Regions from separate parts of the Homo sapiens genome. Here region 2 is linked to region 1. Evidence: chromatin loops called from intact Hi-C (ENCODE). Cell type or tissue: ascending aorta. All regions are shown on one strand. Each heading gives the region's core, and the rest is flanking DNA. Links, peaks and the distances in the headings are about the cores only. Region 1 holds the start of CNN1 (calponin 1). Region 2 holds the start of JUNB (JunB proto-oncogene, AP-1 transcription factor subunit).

Evidence for each region. Hi-C counts contacts between places; a loop is a spot of excess contacts. Peaks named below come from ENCODE experiments on the same cell type or tissue, not always from the same donor. Only the 100,000 strongest peaks of a DNase experiment are listed, where the experiment ranks them.
Region 2: a loop joins it to region 1, with 3 times the contacts of the local background. A loop is called at or near these places in 2 of 110 quality-filtered maps.

Annotation. Positions count from the first base shown.
Region 1 is chr19:11,526,359-11,541,556 of GRCh38, reverse strand. It overlaps CNN1 (calponin 1), which reads right to left and starts at 2,706. Exons shown (of 7, transcript NM_001299.6): 1 at 2,567-2,706; 2 at 360-481. The coding sequence starts at 2,629. ECSIT (ECSIT signaling integrator) reads left to right here and starts at 12,423. Exons shown (of 8, transcript NM_016581.5): 1 at 12,423-12,495. RefSeq lists enhancers at 1-16, 2,790-3,735 and silencers at 1,681-1,730, 5,159-5,528, 5,539-5,608. In ascending aorta, for the core only: a CTCF peak has its summit at 5,326 (motif pointing left); DNase peaks (open chromatin) are centred at 1,526, 2,816, 5,396, 6,386 and 3 weaker places; H3K4me3 peaks cover 4,059 bases; H3K27ac peaks cover 6,793 bases.
Region 2 is chr19:12,778,721-12,792,816 of GRCh38, reverse strand. JUNB (JunB proto-oncogene, AP-1 transcription factor subunit) reads right to left here and starts at 1,331. Exons shown (of 1, transcript NM_002229.3): 1 at 1-1,331. The coding sequence starts at 1,045. The coding sequence ends at 2. MIR5684 (microRNA 5684) reads right to left here and starts at 5,689; the gene lies at 5,625-5,689. It also overlaps a transcript of HOOK2 not described here. RefSeq lists silencers at 533-642, 1,013-1,592, 2,453-3,222, 9,917-10,426, 10,457-10,506, cis regulatory regions at 1,072-1,626, 2,466-2,986, 7,846-8,366, 9,646-10,526, 13,086-13,686 and enhancers at 1,357-1,968, 2,269-2,768, 3,673-4,242, 7,547-7,666, 13,881-13,930. In ascending aorta, for the core only: a CTCF peak has its summit at 10,354; DNase peaks (open chromatin) are centred at 6,326, 9,806, 10,386, 13,596 and 5 weaker places; H3K4me3 peaks cover 4,232 bases; H3K27ac peaks cover 7,671 bases.

The DNA of each region.
Region 1 (15,198 bases), core at 690-8,689:
GCTGCACATCTCTCCTCACATCACCAAGCCAGCCATGAACAGCTGTTGGCTGCTGCCTTTTAGCTGTGACCGCTCTTTCTGGGGACTCTGGCGGCCACAGATGGGCCTACCCTATATAGCATGGTGGTTAAGATTCTAGAGTCATTTCCCTTGAAACCACGTGGGACTTGGTGCAATGCATTTCACCTGAGCCTCAGTTTTCTGTGCCTGTTAAATGGGCACAATGATTACTGGCCACCCCAAAGGTATCCAATAGAAAGTGTTCAACTCAGTTCCAGGATCATGGTTGTTTTGGGGGTTGAGGGGCTGCATGGAGTTGGGGGATGTTGCAGGGTCTCGGCTTCGAGAGCCTCACTCACTCGCAAAGAATGATGCCATCTTTGAGGCCGTCCATGAAGTTGTTGCCGATGCGACGGCCTGTCACCCCCTCGATCCACTCTCTCAGCTCCTGCTCCCGCTGGTGGTCATACTTCTGGGCCAGCTGGGGCGAGGGGAGGGCAGGGGGCACAGAGAAAGGGGTGAGGATGCATTGGGGGCAGCCTGGGCTCCCTGGGTCCTGTCTGAACTTCCTAGAGCCTGATCTCCCTCGTCCTTCCCAACTAAGGCAATTTTGCCCCAGATCCATAGTTGGGGGATGGGGGCTGGGGCGGGCTGAGAGCCAGGGCTGAGGTGGCACCTGCCCAGGGGGCCATTCCGGGCATTCTGAGGTTTGGCACCAGGGAATGTAGATGAGGGGTGGGGTGTGGGGAGCTGGATCCTCTGAGCTAGAGGGGTGGCACCCGGCACCCTGGTTTTTCGCCCAGGCCAAACTTGGGGCTTCTCTTCCTCTAGCCCTGCCCCCTCTGTGCCCCCTGTTGGAAGAGAGGGCACCTCAGGAAGGGAAGAAGGATGTCTAAGGAGGTGTCCCTGGGTGCTGGCTTGCAGAGGAGTGCTGGTCATACATCTCTGTCTCTCCGTGTCCCCCAGGTCTTCAGCTCCAGGGCTCTGTCTCTGGTTAGTGGTGGGGGCTTGTCTCTGTCTTAGCCCCCACCCCTTGCACGTCTGTATGTCTCTCTCCCTCTTATCCCCCCGACTCCTCTGTCTCTCTCTTCCCCAGCGCTGTCTTTTCTTGGCCCAGTCTTGGGTCCCCATCTCTCTAGGTGGCTAGTCCCTGTCTGGCCAGGGGTAGGGCTCCTGGGTCTTGTATATCTGCCTCTCTAGGTCTTTCTCTGTCTCCAGGTTTCCTGCCTGGGGTGGGGGTGGTGGGGCTCTGTCTCCTCTCCCTGCCCCTCCATCCTTGTCTAGGTCTTATCTCGCTCCTGGCTCGCCCTCCCCCGTCTGTCCCTAGGGTGTCTCAGGCTCCCAGTATCTCTGTCTGCCTCTCCCCCCACCTCCCTGCTTTTCCCTCTCTCCACTGTCCCCCCCCTCCCCCACTCCACTCCCATTTCTCCAGAACCCTCCGCCCAAGCCCAGCCAGGCTCCCAGCCCCTAGGGGACCGGGCTGCCTCTTCTTCTCCCGGGTGAGTGGGGGGAGGTGGGAGGGGCGGCCCCCTCACCTGGCCCTGGCCCTGCCGCCCCCCACGCCACCAGCCCGGCTTTATAAAGCAAACCGGCCCTTATATAGCGTGGCCCGGGCTCCCCGAGGCCGCCTTATAAGGCGCGGCGTCTCTGCGCGGCTCTGCGCGGCTCTGGGGCCGGCGCTGGGGGGGAGGAGGGCGGCGCTGGGATCTGTCTCTCGCCCGAGGACCCGCCCCCCACCAGCCCCCTCCTCCAGCCCCGAGATCCCTCGACCCAGGTTCCAACCCAGTCCCCCACTTCCTCACCATGGGACCCTGGGAAAAGCCACCCTGAGCCTCAGTGTTCCCCTCTGTCAAATGGGGCAGGAACTCCTCCCTCGGCAATACTGTTGGGGCGATTCCAGTGGGCTGGAAACTTAAAGTTCTCCAGCTGGGAGAAGCTGAGCCCATCCTGGTGTATGGGGGGTGAGTCCAGGGTCCGAGCGCTGTACCTGCTTTACCTGGGACCCCAGCTATTTGCCTCTCCTCTCCGAACCTCAGTTTACCCAACCATAGCATGAAGGTGGTGTCCAGGTATCTTCCTAGCTCCACAGTCAGGAGACCCCTGCCGCACTTCTGATGCCCGCTTCCTGCCTTTCACCGTCCCCCTCTGTCTTCAGGATCTCCCACACTTTCACGGCGTCACTTCCCAGGTACCCCAGCACTCAAGCGCTCCCCAATTTCTTTGTCAGGCCGGGGGATATGGAAAAATCAACAAGTCTTCCCCCTATGTTGTTCCCCCCAAGAACACGAAGGGTTAACAGAAGACTGATCAGGTGGGTATCTTTGCAATGGACTGACCCCCTCTGTTTATGTGTGGCTGTGTGCCCCCCCATTCCAGCCCCAACCATAGCTGGGGGCTCCGGGATGTTCAGGGGGAGACAGGCAGCCCCTATCCCATATCACTCCCTTTTCCCCTCTCAGTTTCCAAGTCACATAGGATAGGCAGGAGGGGGTTCAAGGGACCCCAAGCTCAGGGCTCTGGCCTGGCAGGACGTGTGGGCCAGGCCAGGGAGGCCCTCCAGCCCTACCTTGTTCTTAACCTCGGCTGACAGCCCGTAGGCAGGGCCTCGGTTGAAGTGAGCAGAGGACATGCTGGCCGGTGGGCTCTGGCGGGGGCAGTGGCGGCACTGACGCTGAGAACAGAGGCAGCGGCTGAAGTTCCGTCTGCACACTCTTCCCTCCTCACATGTTTTTGAAGCTCCGGAGGCGACCCGGGTCTCTTCCAGGGCCGTTCCATTGGCTGTAGGGGCCTGCCAAGGGGCGGGGCACCTCCCCCCACAACCTCAGCTGCCTTCCCCTCCCCTTGTGATGTCAGGCCCTTGGTATTGGGAGCTGATTGTGTCATTGTTTCCACCTAGGGGGGCAGCCTGCGTTATTCTGGGGGGGCTTGGTCAGACAGAGACCAGCCTTCTTCCACCCACCCCTCCCACTGTCCATTGGGCCTCTGGCTGGGTCTGAGTCTCTTTGTCTCTGAGGTCATCTCTCTTTATCTCTCTGGAGTCTTGAAGCAGGACTGACACCCAAGGTAGTTTAGTGAGCACCATCCCGGGTTTATCTCCAGATACCAACAGTCTATAGCCTTAGGTAAGCCCCTTCTCCTCTCTGGGCCTCTATGGCCACATCTGTAAAATGGGCTAACGATAGTGCCTGCCTCATGGGAGAGTTGTAAAGATCAGAAGAATATGCCTGTTACATGCCCAGCACAGTGCCCGGCACAGCAGAGGGACTCGGGCCATAGCAGTCTTTTTAAGGCAAGGTTTCACTCTGTCCCCTCGGCTGGAGTGCAGTGGCACAATCACAGCTCACTGCAGCCTTGACCTCCCAGGCTCAAGTGATCCTCCCATCTCAGCCCATCCAAGTAGTTAGAATTGCAGACTTGTGCCACCAACCTGGCTAATTTTATTTTATTTTTTTAGAGATGGGGTCTCGCTATGTTGCCCGGGGTCTCGCTATGTTGCCCAGGCTGGTCTCAAATTTCTGGGCTCAAGCAATCTGCCCGCCTTGGCCTCCCAAAACGCTGGGATTTACAGGCATGAGTCACCATGCCCAGCCTATAGCATTCTTTATGCTGAGGGTCCAGCACCCCAGTTCTGTCTCCTCCAGCCCCTCATAAGGACCTGGGGGAGAAGAGATCCTGGGTCTCACCCTCCCCATCCACTTGTGTGTCACCTGAACTACAGGGTGACTTTGTTGGCAAGTCCCAGGCCGTGAACTGTGTCCCTGTCAAACAGCCCTACCCAGCCAGATCTCACCCCTGGACCACAGGGGTGGATGCTATGCCCACATCATGCCCCACATGGCAAGGCCATGTTTGTGACACTTGGATGACATGTCTGCAACCTGCCACACACTAATGATATGTTGAGGATATGCAGTTTATCGGTCACATGCTAATGGCATGGCTGCAATATGCCACAGACTACAGCCCTTATGTCAGGCCATGTTCCAACTCTGTACATATATCCATTCAATTCTCATGACGCCCTCAGAGATGGACACTGTTATTATTATTATTATTATTATTATTATTATTATTTGGAGACAGAGTCTCTATTCCCCAGGCTGGAGTGCAGTGATGCTATCTCGGCTCACTGCAACCTCCACCTCCTGGGTTCAAGCGATTCTCCTGCCTCAGCCTCCCAAGTAGCTGGGATGACAGGTGTCTGCCACCACGACTGGCTATTTTTTGTATTTTTAGTAGAGACGGGGTTTTGCCATGTTAGCCAGGCTGGTCTCGAACTCCTGACCTCAGTTGATCTGCCCACCTCGGCCTTGCAAAGTGCTGGGATTACAGGCGTGAGCCACCGTGCCCAGCTGACACTGTTATTATTAATACAAGTACTTTGCTTTACAGGTGGGGAAACTGAGGCACGGGGGCTTGGAATCACTTTTTCAGCGTCACACAGCAGGCCAGGGGCAGAGGAGAATTTGAGACCATGCTCCATGAACCTCAACTATGAGGCTAAGGTGGGGTTTCTCAACCTCCACACTGTTGACAGCTGAGGCTGGATAATTCTTCATGGTTGGGGGGCTGCCTTGGGCATTCATTGTAAGACTTCAAGCAGCATGCCTGGCCTCTACCTGCTACATGCCAGTAGCACTCTCTTAGTCCTAATAAACAGAAATGTTGAGGCACTGCGGCAGGACCCTGTAGTCCCAGCTACTAAGGAGGCTGAGGTGGGAGGATCCCTTGAGCCCAGGAGTTTGAGAACCATCTGGCCAAGATAGCAAGACCATGGTCTCTAAAAAAGAAAAATTAAAAGAAGAAATGTCTACACACATTGCCAATGTCCCATGATTGGGGTCGGGGTGGAAGCAGATCACCCCTGTTTGCCAACCACTGAGCTAAGGCAATGTGCTAGTTGATGGCATGTCATGATATGTTGAACATACACGAAAATACATAAAATACGAGGCCAAGGCGGGAGGATCGCTTGAGCCCTGGAGTTCGAGACCCGAGACCAGCTTAGGCAACATAGCGAGACCCCGTCTCTATTTAAAAAAAAAAAAAAGAAAAAATAGAAAGTACATAAAATGAGCTAACAATTAGCACCTGCTACGTACTAAGAGCTTTGAGCCTGTTAACTCATTCCTCACGACAGCCTTATGAGGTGGGTCTATACGAGGCACAGAGAGGTGACGCCGAATGGCCGGGTCACACAGCTCGAGGGTGGCAGGGGCGGGATTCGAACGCGCAGATTCCTGGATCCCTCCCAAACTGAGCGGCCCTCGGGGGCCGCAGTTCGCTACTGCGCATGTGAGGACCTGCAGCCGGCGCCCCCTGGCGGCCCGGGAGGGGCGGGGGCGGGACCTGGCGAGGTCCAGGCGGCGGTGACGTCACGCGATGACTCACTCGGCCCCGCCCCCCGGCCCGCGGCCTCTTGGCCATTTATAGAATCTGCACGGACTCTGAAGTCACGGCCCAGGCACGACGGGGGCGGGGTGGGGGAGCTCTTGGCGTGCCCCCCAACGGGGCAGCCCCGGGTACCCCCAGGGGGCAGCCCTTTCGGGGACTGCCTTGTCCCTCTGATTGTAGTAGGTCTGTGTCTCTGTATCTCCGTCTCTGGGTCGCTGAGCCTTTTTCTGTCTCTGCCTTTGTCTCTGTGTCTCTGTTTCTGTGCCTGGTCTTTGAGTCATTCTGTTTCTCTTCATGTCGCTGTCGCTGTATTGTCCGTCTCTCTTCGCGTCTCTGTCTGGTAGATGGGGGTAGAGGCATTAGAGGGGGCTGATCCCATATCGAGGCCCCAATCCCAGTAGACACCCGAGTGTCATCCCTTATTCGCTCCTTTCTGGCATTTTCCAGGCTCTAGCCCCTCTGTGCCTCAGTTTACCATCTAAATGAGAAGTGTAGGATCTTGTAAGAGGCACGGTTTCCCGAAGGGTCTAGGACAGTCATTGTAGGAAAGCCATGCCTCTCCTCAACTTCAGGGGACCCCCTAAAACCTTCCTGATGCTCAGAACCATTTAAAACTCACACTTGGCCGGGCGTGGTTTCTCACGCCTGTAATCCCAGCACTTTGAGAGGCCAAGGCGGGTGGATCACCTGAGGTCAGTAGTTCAAGACCAGCCTGACCAACATGGTGAAACCCCGTGTCTACTAAAAATACAAAATTAGCCGGGCATGGTGGTACATGCCTGTAATCCCAGCTACTCGGGAGGCTGAGGCAGGAGAATTGCTTGAACCCGGCATGTCAGGCAGAGGTTGCAGTGAGCCAAGATCACACCACTGCACTCCAGCCTGGGCCACGGGAGTGAGACTCTGACTCAAAAAATGTAAAAATAAAAATAAAACCCACACTCACACGTGTTTGTCTGTGTGTTTTGGGGAAAGTCAAAGCCCTGCTCTGCACCGGCCTATCTTGGCATCCTGCTCTGCAAGCTCCCTCCTCACGAAGCTTTCCTATCCAGAAATCTGGCAGAGGCTCTTGTTCCTAAAGGCTTCTGTTATGGGAACACTCACTCCATGCCAGCCACAATCTCTTTTAATCCTCACCATCACCTTCTGAGGGTAGAAACTCATAGGTCCATTTTATAGATGGGAAACTCAAGGTTCAGAGAAGCCAAGCCACCCTCCCAGGTAACACTGTTTGTACCTTTTCTTCCAAGTCCCTCCAGATGTGCTGTTTCTTCTTCTTCTTCTCCCTCTTCTTCTTCTTCTTCTTTCTTCTTTCTTCTTTCTTCTCCTTCTCCTTCTCCTTCTTTCTTCTTTCTTCTTTCTTTTCTTCCTCTTCCTCTTCCGCTGCTGCTGCTGCTCCTTCTCCTTCTCCTTCTTCTTCCTCTTCTTCTTCCTCTTCCTCTTTTTCTTCTTGTTCTCCTTCTTCTTCCTCTTCTTCTGCTGCTGCTTCTCCTCCTCCTCCTTCTTCTTCTTTCTTCTTTCTTCCTTCTCCTCCTCCTTCTCCTTCTTCCCCTTCTCCCTTCTCTCTTCTCCCTTCTCCTTATTTCTTCTTCTTCTTCTCCTTTTTTTTTTTTTTTTGAGTCAGAGTATCGCTCTGTCGCTCAGGTTGGAGTGGCATGATCTCGGTTCACTGCAACCTCCACCTCCTGGTTTCAAGCAATTCTGGAGCCTCAGCCTCCCAAGTAGCTGGGATTACAGGCACCCGCTACCACGCTGGGCTACAGATGTGTTTCTTGAGTCCCCAAACATGTTCCCACCTCAGGGTCTTTACAATAGCAGTTCCTGCCACCTGGAACACATTTCTGCAAGATGCCTGCATGGCCTCTCCCCAACTTCATTCAGTCTCTGCTCTAATATCACCTCTCAGAGAGGCCTTCCCTGACCACCTGCTGTAAAATAATAGCATCTCTCACCCCCAGACTGACTGTGAGTGGGTGGACAGGGAGGGAGCTGTTCACTTATAGTCTGGGTGCAGTGGCTCGTGTCTGTAATTCCAGCACTTTGGGAGGCCAAGATGGGCAGATTGTTTGAGGCCAGCAGTTCAAGACCAGCCTGGGAGACATGGCAGGGCCCTGCCTCTACAAAAAAAAAAAAAAGAGAGAGAGCTTTTTAAAAAAGTGCATTTTGGGAGGGCAAGGCAGGAGGATTGCTTGAGCCCAGGAGTTGGAGGCTACAGTGAGCTATGATCATGACACTGCTTATTTTTTTTTTTTTTTTTTTTTTTACAGAATCTCACTCTGTCACCCAGGCCGGAGTACAGTGGCATGATCTCAGCTCACTGCAACTTCCACCTCCCAGGTTCAAGCAATTATCCTGCCTCAGCCTCCTGAGTAGCTGGGATTACAGGTGCCCACCACCATACCGGGCTAATTTTTGTATTTTTAGTAGAGATGGGGTTTCACCATGTTGGCCAGACTGGTCTCGAACTACTGACCTCAGGTAATCTGCTTGCCTTGGCCTCCCAAAGTGCTGGGATTACAGGCATGAGCCACTGTGTCCAGCCATGCCATTGCATTTTAGTTTGGGTGAAAAATAAATAAATAAGAAAAGAAAAGAATGCTTGACGGCCGGGTGTGGTGGCTCACGCCTGTAATCCCAGCACTTTGGGAGGCCAAGGCAGGCGGATCACGAGGTCAGGAGATCGAGACCATCCTGGCCAACATGGTGAAACCCTGTCTCTACTAAAAATACAAAAAATTAGCCGGGCGTGGTGGCGGGCGCCTGTAGTCCCAGCTACTTGGGAGGCTGAGGCAGGAGAATGGCGTCAAGCTGTGGGGCAGAGCTTGCAGTGAGCTGAGATCGTGCCACTGCATTCCAGCCTGGGCGACAGAGCGAGACTCTGTCTCAAAAAAATAAATAAATAAATAAATAAATAAATAAATAAATAAAAGAATGCTTGACAACATGTAACGCAGAGGAGGCTGTGGGAACATTGTTGATGAGTGTGGGCAATTTGTTGATAGTTTCCCAAATGACAAATGTCCTTACCTTCTGAACAAGTATATCCTCTATTTTAGAATATTCCTCAGAAGTACAAGTGTAGGTGTGAAGAATGACATATGTACAGGAACATTTATTGCAGTGGCCTTGTCATAATAAATCACTATAAATCCCATCAACCTGGGACAAGGGAGATAGACAAAGTTGAAGTTAAAACATATAGCATGTTGTTTCAACTAAATGAAGACACTGTAGCGCTGTGGTTAAGAGTGGGGACTCCAGCTGGGTGCAGTGACTCACGCCTGTAATCCCAACACTTTGGGAGGCTGAGGCGGGTGAATCACCTGAGGTCAGGAGTTCAAGACCACCCTGGCCAACATGGTAAAACCCCATCTCTACAAAAACTACAAAAATTAGCTGGGCGTAATGGTGGGAGCCTATAATCCCAGCTACATGGGAGGCTGAGGCAGGGGGTTTCACCATGTTGGTCAGGCTGGTCTTGAACTCCTGACCTTGTGATCTGTCTGCCTCGGCCTCCCAAAGTGCTGGGATTACAGGTGTGAGCCACCGCATCCGGCCCATTGCGTTTCTTTCTTTCTGTCTGTCTGTCTGTCTGTCTGTCTGTCTGTCTATCTATCTATCTATCTATCTATCTATCTATCTATCTTAGAGATGAGGTCTCACTATGATGCCCAGGCTGGACTTGAACTCCTGGGTTCAAGTGATCCTCCTGCCTCAGCCTCCTAAATAGCTAGAACTACAGTGCCACTGTGCCTGGCCCTCATTGCATTTAATTGTCATATCTCCATACATTCCTACAGTCTATAATAGTCCCTGGGTCTTTCAGGACCTTGACACTTTTGAAGAGTGCTGGTCAGTTATTTTGTAGACTGTCTTCGAGTTTGGTTTGTCTTGAATAAACTGAGGTGTTTGCATTACCAGGAAGAATACCAGAGAGGTGATGATGTATCCTTCTAAGTGTGTCATACCAAGGGCTTCATGATATCACCATGACTCATTGCTGGTGATATAAATGTTGGTCCCTTGGTTAAGGTGGTGTCTGCTAGGATCTTTCACTGTGAAGCTACTACTTTTTATAGGGTTCTTTCTGGGACTGTAATGTTAAAGATTCTGCACCAGGGCCTCACATATGGTGTTCTGTGTTAATACATACAGTACATAAAATATGTACATTCTTGGTTTTTTTGTTGTTGTTTGTCTGTTTGTTTTTTTGAGATGGAGTCTTGCTCTGTCGCCCAGGCTGGAGTGCAGTGGTGCAGTCTCGGCTCACTGCAAGCTCCGCCTCCCGGGTTCACACCATTCTCCTGCCTCAGCCTCCCGAGTAGCTGGGACTACAGGCGCCCACCACCACGCCTGGCTAATTTTTTGTATTTTTTTTAGTAGAGACTGGATTTCACCTTGTTAGGCTGGATGGTCTTGATCTCCTGACCTCGTGATCCACCCGCCTCGGCTTCCCAAAGTGGTGGGATTACAGGCGTGAGCCACCGCGCACGGCCTGTACCTACTTGTTTTTAAAAGACTACTGGCCTGGTGTGGTGGCACATGCCTATAATCCCAGCACTTTAGGAGGCCAAGATGGGTGGATCGCAGTACCCCAGGAGTTTGAGACAAGCCTTGGTAACATATTAAGATCCCATCTCTATTTTAAAATAATAATAATAGGCCGGGCATGGTGGCTCATGCCTGTAATCCCAGCATTTTGGGAGGCCGAGGCTGGCAGATCACGGGGTCAGGAGATCAGACCATCCTGGAGAACACAGTGAAACCCCGTCTCTACTAAAAATACAAAAAAATTAGCTGGGCATGGTGGCGGGCGCCTGCAGTCCCAGCAACTGGGGAGGCTGAGGCAGGAGAATGGCGTGAGCCCAGGAGGCGGAGTTTGCAGTGAGCCGAGATCGTGCCACTGCACTCCAGCCTGGGCGACAGAGCAAGACTCTGTCTCAAAAAATAAATAAATAAATAAATAATAATAATGACTGGGCACGGTGGCTAATGCCTGTAATTCTGACACTTTGGGAGGCTGAAGCGGGAGGACTGCTTGAGCCCAGGAGTTGGAGACCAGCCTAGGCAACATGGTGAAACTCCATCTCTACTAAAAATACAAAAATTAGCCGGGTATGGTGGCATGCGCCTGTAGTCCCAGCTACTCGGGAGGCTGAGGCAGGAGAATTGCTTGAATGTGGGAAGCGGAGGTTGCAATTAGCTGAGATTGCACCACTGCACTGCAACCTGGGCGACAGAGCCAGACTCCGTCTCCAAAAATAAAATAAAATAAAATAAAATAAAATATTAAAAGACTAGTTCTGGAAGGATAAATAAGAAAACAAAAGCCATGACCACCTCAAGAGAAGGACACCAATAACTCTGAAGGCCACAGCCAGGTCAGCGACCCCATCATCTTACCCACTCCCCAGCTAAGCAGAGCTGACTCTGCTTGCTTGTAGCTGCGGGAGCCTGGCAGAGGGCAGTAGCGCTCCCAGCCGCTGCCCACGTGCCTGTCAACTTGCCAGAGAGGAGTGCTCCAGCCAAGCAGCTGATTGGCTACAGGTTTTCTCAGATTGCCCAATCACAAGAGTTCTGATGAGGTGGATGTCCTGCGGCTGCGCAGAGTCCTTGAGGCATCCTAAGGGTAGGTTCTTGCATCCTAGTCTCCATGCCAGCTCACTGCGCCACAGAGGCTGAGGGACTGCAGAAATGGGCTTATGAGGGCAGATAGCCTTCCTTCCCGGGGGACACTGTTATTGCCAATAGCCCATTTTATGTGCTTATCCACCTTAGTTATTAACAGCCTAAATCTGGTGCTTTCTGGGGGAGACCAGGAGCCCCCATTACTCAATCTCACCTCGTTTTATCCCATTTCCTCCAAAGACTCCACTCCGACCACACAGAGTCTTTGCTGTTGTTCCCAGTGCCAAAAGCGTTCCCCAGATATCCAGATGGCTCACTCACTTCCTCCGGCCTTTACTCAAAGGACACCTCACTGAGGCCTTCCTATTTATTTATTTACTGAGACGGAGTCTCACTCTGTCGCCCAGGCTGGAGTGCAGTGGTGCTATATCGGCTCGCTGCAACCTCCACCTCCTGGGTTCAAGCAATTCTCGTGCCTCAGCCTCCCGAGTAGCTGGGATCACAGGAGCACGCCACCACGCCCCACTAATTTTTATTTATTTATTTATTTTTTGAGACAGAGTCTCGCTCTGTTGCTGAGGCTGGAGTGCAGTGGTGTTATCCTGGCTCACTGCAACCTCCGTCTCCCGGGTTCAAGCGATTCTCCTGCCTCAACCTCCCGAGAAGCTGGGATTACAGGCACCCACCACCATGCCCTGCTAACTTTGTATTTTTAGTAGAGACGGGGTTTCATCATGTTGGCCAGGCTGGTCTCGAACTCCTGACCTCAGGTGATCCGCAGGCCTCGGCCTCCCAAAGTGTTGGGATTACAGGCGTGAGCCACCGCGCCCTGCCCTATTTATTTATTATTACTATTTTTAGAAACAGGGTCTCACTCTGTTGCCCAGGCTGGAGTGCAGGGGTGCAATCATGGCTCGCTGTAGCCTCGACCTCCAGGGCTCAAGCGATCCTCCCGTTTCAGCCTCCCGAATAGCTGGGACTATGAGCATGCGCCATCATGCCCAGTTAATTTTTAAATTTTTTGTAGATAAGGGGGTCTCGCTATGTTGCCCAGGCTGGTCTCGAACTTCTGGCCTCCCAAAGTGCTGGGATTACAGGCATGAGCCACCGTACCGGCCCCCTTTCACTTTTTGTTTTTTTTTAATTCATTTTCTCATTTCAGCCGCTGGGGCCTGCGACTGGATTCATAGACTATGACTCCCAAGTCCAGCCTCCCGGGCCATTTCAAGGTTCCCAGGTCTGGAGTGCGTCTTGCCTCATTAGAGGCTGGGCCTGGCTCGTTATGAGGCGGGTCCCAGATCCTTCCGCCTTCCTATTGGCCCACCTCGCGTTGTGGGCGGGACCTATTACACCAGCTTTCTTGATTTGCTACCTCCCTGGAGCTCCCTGACCCGGACGCTCTCTGGGCCAATATGGCAGCGCCCAGCAACAAGACAGAGCTGGCCTGGAGTCCGCGGCTGGCCGCGTGAGTAGGTAGGTCGCGCGCGGGTAGGCGAACGCGAACTGCTGGGCTGCAGGCGGGCCCTTCAGGACCCGGCAGCGCGAGAGGGCAGCCCTGGAGGGACCCAGCTGCAGGGCCAGGGCGCCATGACCTTTCGTAGTGGGGGCGGGGACGCGCTGGGAAAGGCCGCCTGTCTTGTGCCAGCCGCCTCACGCCCCCAGTCTCCCATTTTGCAGATGACCTCGCGAGAGGTCACGCCGCAAGTCGGCAACCGGGCAGGATTTGGAATCCGCGTCTGCCTTTTTCCCCCAAGAGACCCAGAATCCTGGCAGCCGGTTTCAAAGCTGTTGTACGTACACCATACCTCGGGGTTCAGATTTATAGGTGTTTTTTTGAAATTGAGGCTTGTTTCCGTTCAGTTGTTACTCGTTAGGCATCTGTCATATACCAGGCACTGTCCTTGGTGCTGGAGACACAGCAATGAGGAAGATAGATAAAAATCTCTCATCTCCTGGGGGAACCAGACTTTGAACAAATTAGAAATAAACGAAACAGGTGATTTCAGATACTGATAAGTTACTAAAAATGCGTTAATGGTGTCGGGAATTTCGCTTGAGCCCAGGAGTTTCGAGACCAGCCTTGGCAACATAGCAAGACCCTGTTCTCTACAAAAAATTATCTGGGCGTAGTGGTGCACGCCTGTAGTCCTAGCTACTCGGGAAGCTGAGGTGGGAGGATTGCTTGAGCCCAGGAGGTTGAGGCTGTAGTGAGCCGTGATTGTGCCACTGCACCCCAGCCTGGGCAACAGAGCAGGACCCTGTCTCCGAAACAAAAATTAATAGGGTGATGAGGGCTTTTAGAATGTGGGGAATGGGAGATGGTCAAAGAAGACCTTTCATTGAAATGACCAGAGACAGCTGTGGGCAGATCTGGAGGAAGAAAGCTCTAGACAGAGAGAAAAGCAAGTACAAAGGTTCTGAGATGGGATAAACTTAGTTTCTTTCAGAAACAGTGTAGCTGAAGCTGCCAGTGGTAGGAGTTGAGTTTAGAGGGGTAGACCCTATCTGATTTTATTTATTTATTTTTATTTTTTAGAGACAGGATCTCACTTGTTCGTCAAGCCTGGAGTGCAGTGGTGCAGTGCACTCCATAGCTCACTGCAGCCTCAAACTCCATGGCTCAAGTGATTCTCCTGCCTCAGCTTTCCCAGTAGCTGGAACTACAGGTGCACACCACCAGGTCCAGCTAATTTTTTAAAATAATTTTTGTAAAGATCGTGTCCTGCTATGTTGTCCAGGCTGGTCTTGAACTCCTGGGCTCAAGCGATCCTCCCCACTTGGACTTCCAAAGCACTAGGATTATAGGCATGAGCCACTGCTCCCTGGCTATTTATTTATTTTTAGAGACAGGATCTCAGTATGTTGCCCAGGCTAGAGTGCAGTGGCTATTCACAAGTGCAGTCATGGTTCACTGCAACCTCTAACTACTGACCTTAAAGGATCCTCCAGCCTCAGTCTCCTGAGTACCTGAGATGACAGGCATTCACCACCATGCCTGGATAATTCTTAATTTTTTTGTAGAGATGGGGTCTCTCTATGTTGCCCAGGCTGGTCTTGAATCCCTGGGCTCAAGTGATCCTCCTACCTTGGTCTCCCAAAGTGTTGGGATTACAGGCATGAGCCAGTGTGCCCAGTCTCTGATTTTAAGTGTGATATGCCGTTAGCGATTTTAGGCAGAAATCACTAATTTTAGTTGATTTATTTATTTATTTAGCGATGGAATCTCGCTCTGTCGCCCAGACTGGGGTGCAGTGGCACAATCTTGGCTCATTGCAACCTCCACCTCCCAGGTTCAAGTGATTCTCCTGCCTCAGGCTCCCGAATAGCTGGGATTACAGGTGCCTGCCACCACACCTGGCTAATTTTTGTATTTTTAGTACAGACGGGCTTTCACCATCTCGGCCAGGCTGGTCTTGAACTGACCTTGTGATCCACCTGCTTCAGCCTCCCAAAGTGCTGGGATTACAGGCGTGAGCCACAGCGCCTGGCCTAATTTTAGTTTAAAAGCTCCCTCTGGCTGGGTGTGGTGGCTCACACCTGTAATCCTAGCACTTTGGGAGGCCAAGATGGGTGGATTGCTTGAACTCAGGAGTTCGAGACCACCCTGAGCAACATGATGAAACCCCATCTCTACTAAAATACAAAAAATTAGCTGGGTGTGGTGGCACACACCTGTAGTCCCAGCTACTCGGGAGGCTGAGGCATGAGAACCAACTTGAACTGGGGAGGCGGAGGTTGCAGTGAGCCGAGATGCGCCATTGCACTCCAGCCTGGGGAACAGAGTGAGACTCTGTCTCCAAAAAAAAAAAAAAAAAGCTCCCTCTGGCCATAGTGGGGAGAACTGACTGGAGGCAGGAAGGGCAAAAGTGGGAGGCTTGATAGGTATCCAAGTCATAGATTGAGGTGGTGGCTTCAGATAGAAAGAGATGCATTTGGGATGGATTTGGAAGTAGTCACCTAGACTAGTTGATGGATTGAATAGGAGAGTGAGGGACATAGTGGACTCAGAAATGTCTCCTAGGTTTGTAGCCTGAATGGCCAGTAGTAGTGGTGCGATTGGATAGGATGGAGAGGATCAAGTTTAAGCAAGGATATCAGTTTGGAGCAAATTATGTTTGAGATGGCTGGGTATATGCCAAAGTGGCAGTTAGGTATAAAGGCTGGGGCCCAGGGATT
Region 2 (14,096 bases), core at 5,883-13,882, 1.2 Mb before region 1:
TTCAGAAGGCGTGTCCCTTGACCCCAAGCAGCAGCTGACAGCCGTTGCTGACGTGGGTCATGACCTTCTGTTTGAGCTGGGCCACCTGCTCCCGGAGGAGGCCGGCGGTACTCGACAGCCCCGCGTTCTCGGCCTTGAGCGTCTTCACCTTGTCCTCCAGGCGCGCGATGCGCTCCAGCTTCCGCTTCCGGCACTTGGTGGCCGCCAGCCGGTTCCGCAGCCGCTTGCGCTCCACTTTGATGCGCTCTTGGTCTTCCATGTTGATGGGGGACACCGGCGGCGTGGCGTCCCGGCTGCGCGCCTCCGGCACGGTCTGCGGTTCCTCCTTGAAGGTGGAGGCGCCGCGGCCCAAGCCCAGCTGCGCCGGGTGGCCACCGGCGAAGGGCGGCGCGTGTGGGAGGTAGCTGATGGTGGTCGTCGGGTACGAGCTCCCGGTCCCGACGGCAGCCCCGGCGCCTCCCGAGGACGCAGAGGCTGGGGAGTAGCTGCTGAGGTTGGTGTAAACGGGAGGTGGCTCCGGGCCGGCGTAGACGCCCCCGGGCCCAGCCGGGGGCCCCCCGGTAGCGCCCAGGGACACGTTGGGGGGTGTCACGTGGTTCATCTTGTGCAGATCGTCCAGGGCTTTGACAAAGCCGTCGGCGAAGCCCTCCTGCTCCTCGGTGACGCCGCCCCCTGCGCCCCCTGCACCTCCACCGCTGCCACCCCCGCGGGGGTAAAAGTACTGTCCCGGGGGTGTAGGCGTCGTCGTGATCACGCCGTTGCTGTTGGGGACAATCAGGCGTTCCAGCTCCGAAGAGGCGAGCTTGAGAGACGCGCCGGTGTCCGAGCCCTGACCAGAAAAGTAGCTGCCGCCACCGCCGCCCTCTGGGCCGGGTCCGCGAGCCCCAGGCGCTTTGAGACTCCGGTAGGGGTCGGCCAGGTTGACCGCCAGGCTCGGTTTCAGGAGTTTGTAGTCGTGTAGAGAGAGGCCACCAGGGGCCCGGCCGTATCCCGTAGCTGTGTATGAGTCGTCGTGGTAGAAGGGCTGTTCCATTTTAGTGCACATCCGGGCGGCCCAGGCGGTCTGGGGAGGGTCCCTGCGGGGCCGCTCCGGGCCTCGCTGCAGCGAGCGGCGAGCTCTCCGCTGCGGTGACCGGACTGGGTGCCTGGTCGCGCGTTCTCGGGGGCTGGCGCGGGCGGGTAGCAGCCAGCCGGCAGCTGTGCGCAAAAGCCCTGTCAGGCTTCCCGAGCCCCCGTCGCCCTCTCTGGCGCGATAGCTTTCCTGGCGTCGTTTCCCCCAGCTCCCAGCTCCCTGCTGGCTCCGAGGCTGGCCTGGCCGCTCTCAAGGTCCCAGCCGCTCAGCCTGAGCCACACGCCTTTATACCGCGCTAGTCAGCCACGGAAGTGCGCTCCGATTGGCCGTCGCCGGAGCCGGGCCCCCGCGCCCCCCTCCTCGAGCGTGGGGAAGGGGAGGAGGCGGCTCGCGTCACTGTCAGGAAGCGCGTGTCCTTGTAAACAGCGGCCACGGGCCGGGTGGCTCGGCGGGGCTGCAGGGGGAGGGGCTCAAAGGACCTCGGGGTACGCATGGAAGGAGGTGCTGGGGGGCCCAGGCACATGAGTGAGGGGTTTCAGGGAGGAGGATGATTTCCCTGGAGTCCACTGGGACAAATACCAGGACCTGGTACGCAGCAAGTGGGGTGAGGGTCCCAGTATGTGCGAAGAAACCCCTGAGGTACCCAGAATACGAGAGGGGTAGGAGGACTGACAATCCATTGGGAGACCCCAAAAAGCAGAAATGAGGGTTAAGCACTGTAAATCGGGAGGGTTAAGGAGACACCTGACCCAGGAATTGACTGGGGGTCCCGGGCTCAGAAGGATGCGGGACTGGAATTTTCACAGGACGGAGGAGGGGAGAGATCAAAAGGGGTGAGTGGGTGGAGCTGCATGACCCATTAAATTGCAAGAAATGAGTAGGGGTCCAGGAGCTCATGGGAGCTGAGTCCAGAGTCTGAGGCTCTCCCGTAAGCGGGAAGGAGGCATTAGGGGAAGTCTAGATATGCAGAAAGCTAGTAAGCGGCCTGGGGTACACTGAGGCAGGTAAAATATGCCAGGTAGAAGATGGAGACATGTCTGCCAGAAATTGGGGACCACTGGGGTCATCTGCTAGCCCGGATGAAGGAGAGAGTTAGAAGGGGCCGGACACATCTTCGGAGCAGAGAAGACAATAAGAGGGTACTCAGTTGACATGTGAGGAGGGGGCCTTGAGGGTCCCGCGCACCAGGACTGCTGGATCTTCCACGACTGCTGCTCCCCCTCGATGGTAACCTCTTAGTCATCTGTATTCTCTGTCCCCCATCCTAAAACCCTCCCCTATTGACCCTGGGCTTTGCCCAACACCGTGTCGGCTCCTAGAGCCTGGACCCAGCCCGACGGCTGGGGCGCGGTCGCCCAACCCCACTCCCTTCCTTAGAAACAGGCTGGGGAAAGAGCGCAGAGGCAGGAAGTGTGGCAACAGCCCCGGGGGAAGGAGCCCGGCCCTGTCTCCGTCACTCGGATCCTACGGGACCGTGCGCCCCGCCCTGGGTCCCGCCGCATCCTGCGCCTCGGAAGAGGAACCTGGGCGTGCGAGCCCCCGCGGAGGCCCGGGTGCTTGGAGCCCGCCCAGCCGCGGCAGCCTCCAGCCACCATCCTCTCCCCTCAAGCAATGGTTCCGCCCGCGGTGCCTGCAGGGGACCGCGGAGGCAGGCGGCTTGGGGAGTGTTCCATTGGCCCGACGGCGGGGGACGCAGCCGAGGAGCGGGGCCTGGTCGCCATGGCAACAGGCGGGAGTCCGCGGGCAGGACTGAGCGCGGGCCGGCCCCCGAAGTCTCTCCCCGCCGCCCATATTAGGGCACAGGAAGAGGTGGGACCAGCGCTGTCCTGGGGCCCCGAGCCAGAAGCGGGGAACCCGACTATCTGCCAGGTCCCAGGGCGCGCCTGGGCCCCCAGACTGCTAGTCCCGACCAGCCCCGACCGCCGCCCCCGGGGCCCCCACGGCCGCCTGGCCCGGCCCCGCCCCACCCCGCCGCTTTGGGGCTGCGTCCTGCCAGGCCCGGCCTGGCCCAACCCAGCCCGGCAGGTCCCCGCCTGCCCGCGGGCCTGGGTCGGACTTCGCCCCCGGCCCGACGGGGCGCGGAGAGGGCGGGCCGATGCCTCGAGGCGCCCCCGGCGCCTGGGCGGGCTGGAACGGCGGCTGCCTCCTCCCTCGGGTGGGGTGCCCTTCCCTTCTGCCAGGAGATCTGGAGCTCCGTCCCCAACACCCCCCACTCACTCATGTGAGTCAGGGGCCCCACTCTCGTTTTAGTCTGCAGGTCCCATCCTACTATCATCCAGAATACCTAGAGGGAGCCCCCCTCCTTCCCTAGAGTAGCTCTGTCATCTGAGAGCTTCCCTCCCCGAGTCAGAGAAGACCTGAAAATCTAAGGGGAGAATATGAGGGAACCCAGAGCCCCTTCCCGGGAAGGGCTGCGGCGAGGTGCAGACGGTCAGGCTTCCAGTTAGACTTAAGGTGGGACTTCCGAGCAGTTAGTGTGTGAACCCACTAGACCAAGAGGTGAGAAGCCTAGTGTCTCTGTCTCTGTCTCTGTCTCTCTCTCTCTCTCTTTGTCTCTCTCTCTCTCTCTCAGCTTCCCAGGCCTCTGTCTTCTGGAGGATGAAGAGAGCCTCTCTCTTCTTTAGGGTAGAAAGAGGCTAAGGGATAGGGGTTAAACAGCCATTCCGGGGCAGCCTAGATCTCACCAAGTGTGGGAAAGAGAAGGAAAACGAAAGAGGCGAAAAAGAAACTGAGCTATGTGGGGGCAGGGGGAAGTCCAGCAGTGCAGTGGCCTTGCTGGAGGAAGGTCCCAGCAGAAGCTGGGGGCGTCCCGTCCTTGGAGGGTCCCTGTGACCCCTAAATGCCCCCTCCCTTCTTCCCCTTGCTTGAATGGCTCCCCTCCCCCTCCCCAGGCTCAAGGGAGATTCCGGAGGCCTGTGAGTCTGGCAGGCACACTGCCAGGCCTGTGTCTCCCGCCCAGGCTAATAACTGCAGCTGACATCTGGCTGGGCCCCGCGGGGGCGCAGCGGGCAGCGTTGGGGGGTTGGGCAGGGCAGGGCAGGCCAGAGGGCAGCACCTTGGGAAGCTAACTTGCAGGTCCCAAAAGCCAGGAGGCCACAGTAATTCAGCCCTGGCCAGGGCTGAGGCTGGCCATGCCAGAGGGAGTCCTAGAGAGAGGTGAGGCCATCCCAGACAGAGTCCATCCCAGGAGGAGGGCAAGGAACAGTGGGTGTATGGGGGCAGGGGCGCAGGGCAGGGAGAGATGCCCAGAGAGACAAATGGGTTCAAGGTTAGTGTCACGCAGACAGTGAGACTCAGAAACACTTAAGATAGATAGGCTGAGAAATAATAATTATTATTTTAATAGCCAACACTTACATGGCTCTTACTGTGGGCTAGGCACTCTTCTAAGTGGTTAACATAAAATAAGTCATCGACTGCTTCCAACAATCCAGCAAAATGCATGTTATTTGTATCCCCATGTAACAGATGAGAAACTGAGCCACAGGAGATTAAGGAACTTGTCTGGTGTCCAACAGCTAGAAGCACTAGAGTTGAGATATAATCCAAGCTGTCTGGCTTCAGAGCATTAGCCACTGTGTTGTGAATAATGACAACCAGAGAAGCATGTATGCAGTACCAGCTGCAGGCCGTCTCATGAAGGGCCTCTTTTTTTGGTGTTTTGTTTGTTTGTTTGTTTGTTTGTTTTTTGAGATGGAGTCTTGCTCTGTCGCCCAGGCTGGAGTGCAATGGCATGATGTTGGCTCACTGCAACCTCCGCCTCCTGGGTTCAAGCGATTCTCCTGCCTCAGCCTCCTGAGTAGCTGGGATTACAGGCGCATGCCACCATGCCCAGCTAATTTTTGTATTTTTAGTACAGACGGGGTTTCACCATATTGGTCAGGCTGGTCTCGAACTCCTGACCTTGTGATCAGCCCGCCTGAGTCTCCCAAAGTACTGAGATTACAGGCGTGGGCCACCATGCCCGGCCCTTTTTTTGTTTTTTTAAAGAGAACCTCACTTTGGCCAAACACAGTGGCTCACGTCTATAATCTCAGCACTTTGGGAGGCCGAGGGGGAGGATCACTTGAGCCCAGGAGTTTTTTTTTATTGTTTGTTTTGTTTTGTTTTTTTGAGACAAAATATCACTCTGTCGCCCAGGGTGGAGTGCAGTGGCACAATATCAGCTCACTACAACCTCCACCTCCCAGGTTCAAGCTATTCTTCTGCCTCAGCCTCCCGAATAGTTGGGATTACAGGCGCATGCCACCACGCCAGGCTAATTTTTTGTATTTTTAGTAGAGATGGGGTTTCACCATGTTGGCCAAGCCGGTCTCGAACTCCTGACCTGAAGTTATCTGCCCGCCTCAGCCTCCCAAAGTGCTGGGATTACAGGCATGATCTACCTCGCCCAGCCCTAGCCCAGAAATTTTTGAGACCAGCCTGGGGAACACAGCAAGACCCCCATCTCTACAAAAAAATTTAAAAATTAGCTGAGGTCAGGAGGGTGTGCCTGTAGTTCCAGCTACTCCGAAGGCTGAGGCAGGAGGATCACATGAGCCATGATCTTGACACTGGACTCCAGCCTGGGCAACAAAACAAGACCATCTCACTCTGTTGCTCAGGCTAGAGTTCAGCTACACAATCATAGCTCGCTGCAGCCCTGAACTCCTGGGTAAAAGCGATCCTCCTGCCTCAGCCTCCAGAGTAACTGGGACTACAAGCACACCACAACTGCTAAGTTTTATTTTTTTATATTTTATTGAGACAGGGTCTCATTCTGTTGCCTAGGCTGGTCTGGAAGTCCTGGCCCTAAGGGATCCTCCCACCTGGGCCTCCCAAAGTGCTGGGATTACAGGTGTGAGCCACCGCACCCCACTGAGGGTCTCCTTTAATTGGGGGAGAAATGTGGTGGGGCACAGACAGAGGGGCACGGGTCTCTGTGGACAGGCCAGCATGTGGGAGTAGGGTTCCTCCAAACACTCTGCATGGGTGTTTGAGCACGGGGTGGAGATTGGGCCAGACAGGGAGGGCGGGGGCCCAGCCAAGCTGGTACAGCCGGTTCCAGGCCTCTGCCAGTGTCACCCTTGTGGCCTGGGCACCACCCCCTCAAGCCGCCCCACTGGCGCCAGGCCGGCCCCACGAGGAGGGTGGGAGAACAGCCCCCTCCCCCAACTGGCCTGAGCGTCCAGACTGGCAGCTGGGTACTGCCCAGGCCCTGGGCTCCAGACCAGCACCTGGCTAAGAAGTCCCTGCGCAGGCTTCCCCAGTGCCCCAGGGCCTGGGGCCTAGGGCACAGGATAAGGAGGAAGTTCACCCACCCCCACCCACAAGTGTCTTCGGGGCTTTTGGTCTTGGCACGAGGGACTTCTCCTTCTTATAAATAGCCCGGTGACCCCCCTCCCTGCTGGCCCCACTGACCAGTGGGGCCCTCACTAGGAAACTGGGCTGGGGGCTGCCTGTGAGTCAGCCAGTGGGCAGGCCAGGGCGAGAACCCACAAATCGCAGCACACAGCACCCAGCCTCCCTCCCGTGTCCCTGCCCCTGGGTGTGGATCTGAGGCCCGGCAGGAGCCCTCCCCCAGGAACTCCTGGCCTACCAGCCGCCTCCCTCTCCCACCTCTGTGGTTTGGGGGTCCTTTGCCCCCTCTCCTGGAGAGGAAGCTGCTAGGTTTTCTTGGAAGCAGGAAGGAGAGTCTCTCTCTTTCTCTCTCTCCAGGCTGACATGGTTGGGCATGAGGGGAGTTTCTCAGGAAGCTGCTTCCATCCCTGCCACTGCTGGTGAAGCCTTGGGGGACCTGGGCATCACCAAGACCCTGGGTGACCTCTTTATAGCAGGCCCCCACCCCAGCAGGAGCAGAGGCTGCTGAGCTAGGCCTCCTAGGGGAAGTGGCAAAAGCAAAGAGGGAGGGAAGTGGGGGTGATGTTTGGAGAGAGGAAGTGCCAGGATCTCTGTGGGGCAGAGACAGACTGGGGTGTCCAGTGCCCCCACAGAACCTTGGCAAGGTCCAGGGGGCAAGCGTGTGACTGGCCTATAGGGTGCATGTGAGAGTGTGTGCTGGTCCAACCCTGACACCCAGGCCTGAGAGACAGGAGTAGCCCTCTGCCCGCTTCTGTGCCCAGCCCTGGATGCAAAGGTCTATGTAGGGCTTATCTGTGTAGAGTTCTGTTCCACTCTGTGTGTGTGTGAGCTCTATAGGATGGGTTGCACATGGTCTAGATGTATGTACGTGTAGGTTGTTTCAAAGTTCCTATGGCTAACTTGTGTCGGTGTGTATGTGTGTTTGTGTGTGTGGTCTGTGGCTGGTCTGTATGTGTGTATATGATCTGTTTGTGTGTGTGTAAAAGAGGTCTGTGGCTGGTCTGTGTGTATACGATCTGTAATGTGCATTTGTGTGTGTGTGAAAAAGAGGTCTGTGGCTGGTCTGTATGTATGTGTGTATACGATCTGGTGTGTGTGTGTGTGTGTGAAAAAGAGGTCTGTGGCTGGTTTGTGTTTGGTGTGTGTGTGTGGTCTCTGTGTGTGAGGTCTGTGGCTTGTTTCCATGTGTGTGTTCTGTGGCTGATCTGTATGTTGCCTGTTACTGATCTCCGTTTGTATGTGTGCATGTGTGTGTGTGCAAACAGGTTTTGTCATGGTCTTTCTGTGCCGATGTGTTTATGAATGTCCCACTGTGGCCTGTCTGTGCCTCTCTGCACTGGGTGTGACTGTCTGGCCAGACCATGTCTGTGAATGTGTCAGTCTGCCCAGATCTACCCAATCTGTTGCCAGGTCCCACATGTGTGTGTTCCTGGTGAGATGGTGTGTACCTCTAAGGCTTCGGCTTGGTGTCCCTGGGAGCATCTCTGATGTGTGTGCAACAGTGGTGGGCCAGGGTGCCAGGGACTCTCTGCCATACTGTGAACACATCATCTCTGTCCCTAGGTTTGTCTCTCTTGTCTTGTCTCTATCTTCTGAGTTGGAGATCTGGGGTGTGTGTGTGTTGCCTTCTCTTGCGTGTCAGGATCTGATAGTGCATGCCTGTGTCTGCATATCTCTCGTGTGGCTCTCGGGGTGCTGGTGCTGAAAGTGACTGTCTCTCCTATCAGCATGCACATGTTGCCTGCTTGTCTCACATATAGTTCACTCTGTGTCTGTCTTGCCCCTATGTTTCTAGCCTATTGTGTTTGTCTCCATGTGTGTCACACGCCATTGTGTCTGCCTTGCTGTGTGCCTCTCACCTGAATGTCAGTCTCTGTGTGTTTGTGTCTATCATGCTTATGTGCTGGGTTGATTTATCCCCGCCGCACACGGCCTGCCTGCGTATTTTTGACCAGTGGATGCGTTCATGTGTTTGACGGTGTGTGTCTCTTGCTTGAGGGTCTGGTCTGTCACTGTGTCCATGTGTGACAGTCATTGCTGGATCATCTTACCCAGCTGTATGTCTGACCCTGTCTGTGTGTCCCTGGCTGGCAGTCTCTCTGTGGCCAAGGTGACAGGGGTTTGTGTGTCTGGACTGGCTCTCTCGGGGTGACTGTGTGTACATTCCTACAGCCCCCCGCCCGCCCCCTGTCTGGTCACCCTGGGCCATGTTTACTCTGCCCCCAGTCAATGTCTGCCCTGCCCCGGGAGGGGCTGACCCTCCTCCGTCTGTCCAGCCAGCAGTCCACAGGATGTTCCCGAGACACAGTCTCCATCCGACGTCCCCTCCCTCGGGCCACCCGCGGGTCAGGACCCAGGCGTCCAGGGCGGCGGGGGTGGGGCTGCAGCGTGGGGGGGCCCTCTCAGGGCACTGGAATGAGGGTGGGGGGCGGGGAGGTGACGGGCCCAACAGGTTGTGCCTCATTCCTGCCCCGCCTCTCACTTCCTGGGTGCCTGCCTCGGGCAGGGGGTGGACAAGATGAACCCCATGGCCTTAGAGTGTCTGGGTGGGGCATGGCCTGCCCGGCAAGGACTCGCTTCTGCTGGGCACCCTGACACCCAGGCCTGAGAAACAGGAGGAGCCCTCTTCTGGCTCCCGTGCTCAACCCTGGATGCAGAGTTTCCCATCTATTATTCACCTAATCCCCACAACAACCCAACAAGCTGGACATAATGATCCCTCATTTTCAGATGGGGAAACTGAGGTCCAGGCAGCAATGAGGGCAGAGACAGGATTTGAACCCAGCTCTATATGCTACCCAAGACCCCCAGCCAGCTCACCAAGCGCCATCCTCCCCTCTCTAAAAATGGTACATGTGGGGTGGAGTATGCACCCAGGCCCCCAGGAGGCCAGGCTCGAGGGGGGCGCCGGCTTGCTCTGAGTCAAAATGGGCCCCTGGATGAAATGAATAAGAAAACGGCTTTAACCGTTTCATCGCCGCGACGGGCTCTGCCAAAACTTCCTGTGGGCTGGGAGGAGGGGTTGGGGGCTGGGTTCCCGGAGGTTTGCAGGGGTGGGGGTGGGGGGTCTACCAATTCAGAGGCGGAGTTGGGGGGGGCGCCTCTGGCTTGCTAAGGGGAGTCGCTGGCCCTCGGATGCTCGCTGGTGGGGGAGGCCTTCCCCGCGGAGAGCGAAGTCCCCAGAACTTGGTTCTCGGCCCCACTGTCTGTAGGGGTCCCAGACTCCGCAGCCCCCTCCCCAGGGGCCTGAGTCACACGCGGGGAAAGCCGGGAGGGGTGAGTCACGGGGGCGGAGAAGCGGGAGCGAGGCCAGCTGCGGCCAGGGGACCCCCGGGCTGGCCTGAGTCACGCACGCCCGGGCGACGCTGACCCCAGCCCCCTTCTCCCGGGATCACGAGCGGGAAGCGCATTGTCAGTAGACTAGGCAGCTGGAGGAAAAGCAGGATGGCTGGGCGGGGAAAGGAAACACGCGCCTGGCTACGCGGGAAGCTCTGGTTCCCATGGCAACTGGGGGGGGGGTCTCAGCTCCATGGGAAAGGTCCCTCCCCCAACAGGGACTGCCCTCCCGTCAGGCGCTGGGGAAGCCCCCGGGCGCTCGGTCGAGGGGCCACAAGTTTCGGATCGGGCAGGAAGGGGTTAACGGAGGCCCCCTCCCGGGTTTCACCGGCGCCCCAAGGTCCCGGCCGGGGCGGGGCTGGTCCTGCCCTGCGCGCCTCCGCTCGCCCAGCCCCCGCCACCGCCCACGCACGCGCGCACGCAGCCAGTGCAGAGCTCCCGCCCTTCCACCCCCCGCGCTTGCACGCACGACCGCGTCGGGTTCCACGCACGCAGCGACCCCCGTCGTGTCTCACGTCACGCACGACGCACGCGCCCCCGCAACGCGGGGAGGGCGCCTCCCGGAGGGGAACGGCGGGGCGGGAGGCCCTCTGCGCACATCACTGCGTCCGCGCAGCCTGCTGTCCTCTGTGACTTTGACTCCCACTTCCCGCCCCCTACACACAAAGTCACAAACAAACTCCCCGACCCACAGTGTCACACGGACGCAGGATACACCTGCCACATCTTGGCACCAACCCATTCTAGTCCAGCCAGCCTCGCAGCGAACACGGACACACGTGGATGGAGACGCAGACAATCACACAGGCACGTCAGTCACATAGCGTTTGTGATAGGGACGCAAACAGAGCCATATTCATACATAGGTAGGTGGCAGATACATCCTGATAAAGCAACCCCATCCAGCAAAATAGGACGGGCGCAGTGGCTCAGGCCTGTAATCTCAGAATTTTGAGAGGCCAAGGCCAGAGGATCGCTTGAGGCCAGTAGTTCAAGACCAGCCTGGGCAACATAGCAAGACCCCTGTCTCTACAAAAATATTTTTTCTTAATGAGCTGGGCATGGTGGTGCATGCCTATAGTCGTGTCTATAGTCCCAGGTATGTGGGGGTTGAGGCGAGAGGATCACTTGAGGCCAGGAATTCAAGGCTGCACTGAGCAGCGATTGTGCCACTGCACTCCAGCCTGGGCGACACAGGAGACCCCGTCTCAAAAGAAAAAAAAAAAACAGGAACAGGGAGGGACACAGTTTTGCACACCAGGGCTTGTTTTGTCACACAGCCACACTTCTTCCATGGTGATTGTGGTGGCACAGAGATACATACAGACACATAAGATAGTCATGCCATCGCATGACCCCTGTTACCACAAATAGGGGGCACGAAATGGGATACAGTCACAGAGACAAGACCACGTACAGGGACACTCAAAACGTCAAGTGGACGGCCGGGCGCGATGGCTTACGCCTGTAATCCCAGCACTTTGGGAGGCCAAGGCGGGCGGATCAGGAGGTCTGGAGATCGAGACCATCCTGGCTAACACACTGAAACCCCGTCTCTACTAAAAATACAAAAAATTAGCCAGGCGTAGTGGCGGGCGCCTGTGGTCCCAGCTACTGGGGAGGCTGAGGCAGGAGAATGGCGTGAACCCGGGAGGCGGAGCTTGCAGTGAGCTGAGATGGCGCCACTGCATTCCAGACTGGGCGACAGAGCGAGACTCTGTCTCTTTTTCTTTTTCGTTATTTATTTTTTTTATATTTTATTTTTTTAGACGGAGTCTTGCTCTGTCGCCCAGGCTGGAGTGCAGTGGCATGATCTTGGCTCACTGCAAGCTCTGCCTCCCGGGTTCACGCCATTCTCCTGCCTCAGCCTCCCGAGTAGCTGGGACCACAGGCGCCCGCCACCATGCCCGGCTAATTTTTTTGTAGTTTTAGTAGAGACGGGGTTTCACCGTGTTAGCCAGGATGGTCTCGATCTCCTGAACTCCTGATCCGCCCACCTCGGCCTCCCAAAGTGCTGGGATTACCTGCGTGAGCCACCGCGCCCAGCCTTCTTTTTCTTTATTTTTATATTTATTATTATTATTATTTTTTGAGACGGAGTCTCGCTCTGTCACCCAGGCTGGAGTGCAGTGGAGCCATCTCCGCTCACTGCAAGCTCCGCCTCCCGGGTTCACGCCATTCTCCTGCCTCAGCCTCCCCAGTAGCTGGGACTACAGGCGCCCGCCACTACGCCCGGCTAATTTTTTGTATTTTTGGTAGAGACGGGGTTTCACTGTGTTAGCCAGGATGGTCTCGATCTCCTGACCTCCTGATCCGCCCACCTCGGCCTTCCAAAGTGCTGGGATTACAGGCGTGAGCCACCGTGCCCGGCCGAGACTCTGTCTCAAAAAAAAAAAAAAAAAAAAAAAAAAAAAGGCCGGGCGCGGTGGTTCACGCCTGTAATCCAGCACTTTGGGAGGCCGAGGTGGGCGGATCATGAGGTCAGGAGATCGAGACCATCCTGGCTAACACGGTGAAACCTCGTCTCTACTAAAAATACAAAAAATTAGCCACACCTGGTGGCGGGCGCCTGTAGTCCCAGCTACTTGGGAGGCTGAGGCAGGAGAATGGTGTGAACCCGGGAGGCGGAGCTTGCAGTGAACCGAGATCGCTCCACTGCACTCCAGCCTGGGTGACAGAGTGAGACTCCGTCTCAAAAAAAGAAAAAGAAAAAAAGAATGACACAGATATAGACCCAAAGTGAGGTCCCATATAGACGTATATAGTAGACACAGACACACAACACATGAAGATGCAATTGGAGTGAGAGAGCCCCACCCAAACTCTGCCTGGACCATACAGAGATACACAGGGGCACACACTAGAGGTTCCCTAGTCACCCTAAAATCTGGATGGGTTTTTTTGGTTGTTGTTGTTTTTGAGATGGAGTCTTGCTTTGTTACCTAGGCTAGAGTGTAATGGCGCGTTCTCGGCTCACTGCAATCTCTGCCTCCCAGGTTCAAGCAATTCTCTTGCCTCAACCTCCTGAGTAGCTGGGATTACAGGCGCTCACCACCACGCCTGGCTGATTATTGTATTATTAGTAGAGACAGGGTTTCACTATGTTGGCCAGGCTGGTCTTGAACCCCTGACCTCAAGTGATCTGTCTGCCTTGACCTCCCAAAGTGCTGGGATTACTGGCGCGAGCCACCAAGCCCGGCCCCAACCTGGATGTTACGGACAAGGATGTTACCGACAAGGATGTTACAAATTTCCCCTCCCCCAGTCCCCGAAACCAGCCCTCCCCCCCATCAAATCAGGCACAGCCTGTTGCACAAACTCGAAGGCCTTATGACACAATGGATGCAGGACACATGCCCGTGTACACACAGTCACAGATCCTCCATCTCACACCTACAAAGACCAGCACATTTGGCCAGGCGCCGTGGCTCACGCCTGAAATCCCAGCACTTTAGGAGGCAGAGGCAGGAGGATTACTTGAAGTCAGGAGGTCGAGACCATCCTGGGCAACATAGCAAAACCCTTTCTCTCAAAAACACAAAAAAACCTAGCACATTTCACATGGACTCAGACACACACAGACACAGGGAGGGGGGACTGGCTAGGAGTTCCTGGCAGGATGTCAATATCTGGGCTGTAGGGGGCCTGCCAGAGTCCTCCATGGTGATGATGCATGGAGTCCACCCAGTGGCTGTGGTCAGCCAGGGGAGTGGCAGAGGGGCACTGTTCTCCAGTTGTGGGACTGAGGGTCCCCTTCTCAGCCCTGATGAAGACTGGATCCCTGCCCAGATGTGAACGCTGGAGGGGGCAGGCCGGGGTCCAGCTGTGGCCACAGGGAGGGGTTGAGTCAGCCGCTTCCCAGCAGTACAACCTAGGCTGGGCCCAGCTGTTCCTGGAAACCAGTAGAGGGGGTGGGCTCCCCAATCCAGCTGGGGGCTGCTGGCCCAGACCTGCACACCAGGGCTCTGTGTCCCTACAAATGGCGGCCTTCAGACCATCCCCCAAAACGTTGGGGGCTCTCTTTACCTAAAACAGGGGTTTGGATCCTTCTTCCAAAATGTGGAGGGTTTTTCAGCCCCTCTTGCTGAATTAAAGGTGCCTGGATCTCCGCACAGCGGGGCTCCCTGTGTTTCAAAACAGAGATTGCTGCTGTCTTCCCCGCCGACATAGAAGCTCACTGCTTTTCCCCAAATGTGGGACTCCCTGCCGCCGCAAAATGGAGGGTTATGCTCCTCCCCCAAATTGAGCACACCCAGATTTTCCTTAAGTCTGGGGACTCCTGGCTCCCCGAACATCTGGGACGCCCACAACATCACGCCAACATTAGCACAATTTAAGTCAATTTGCC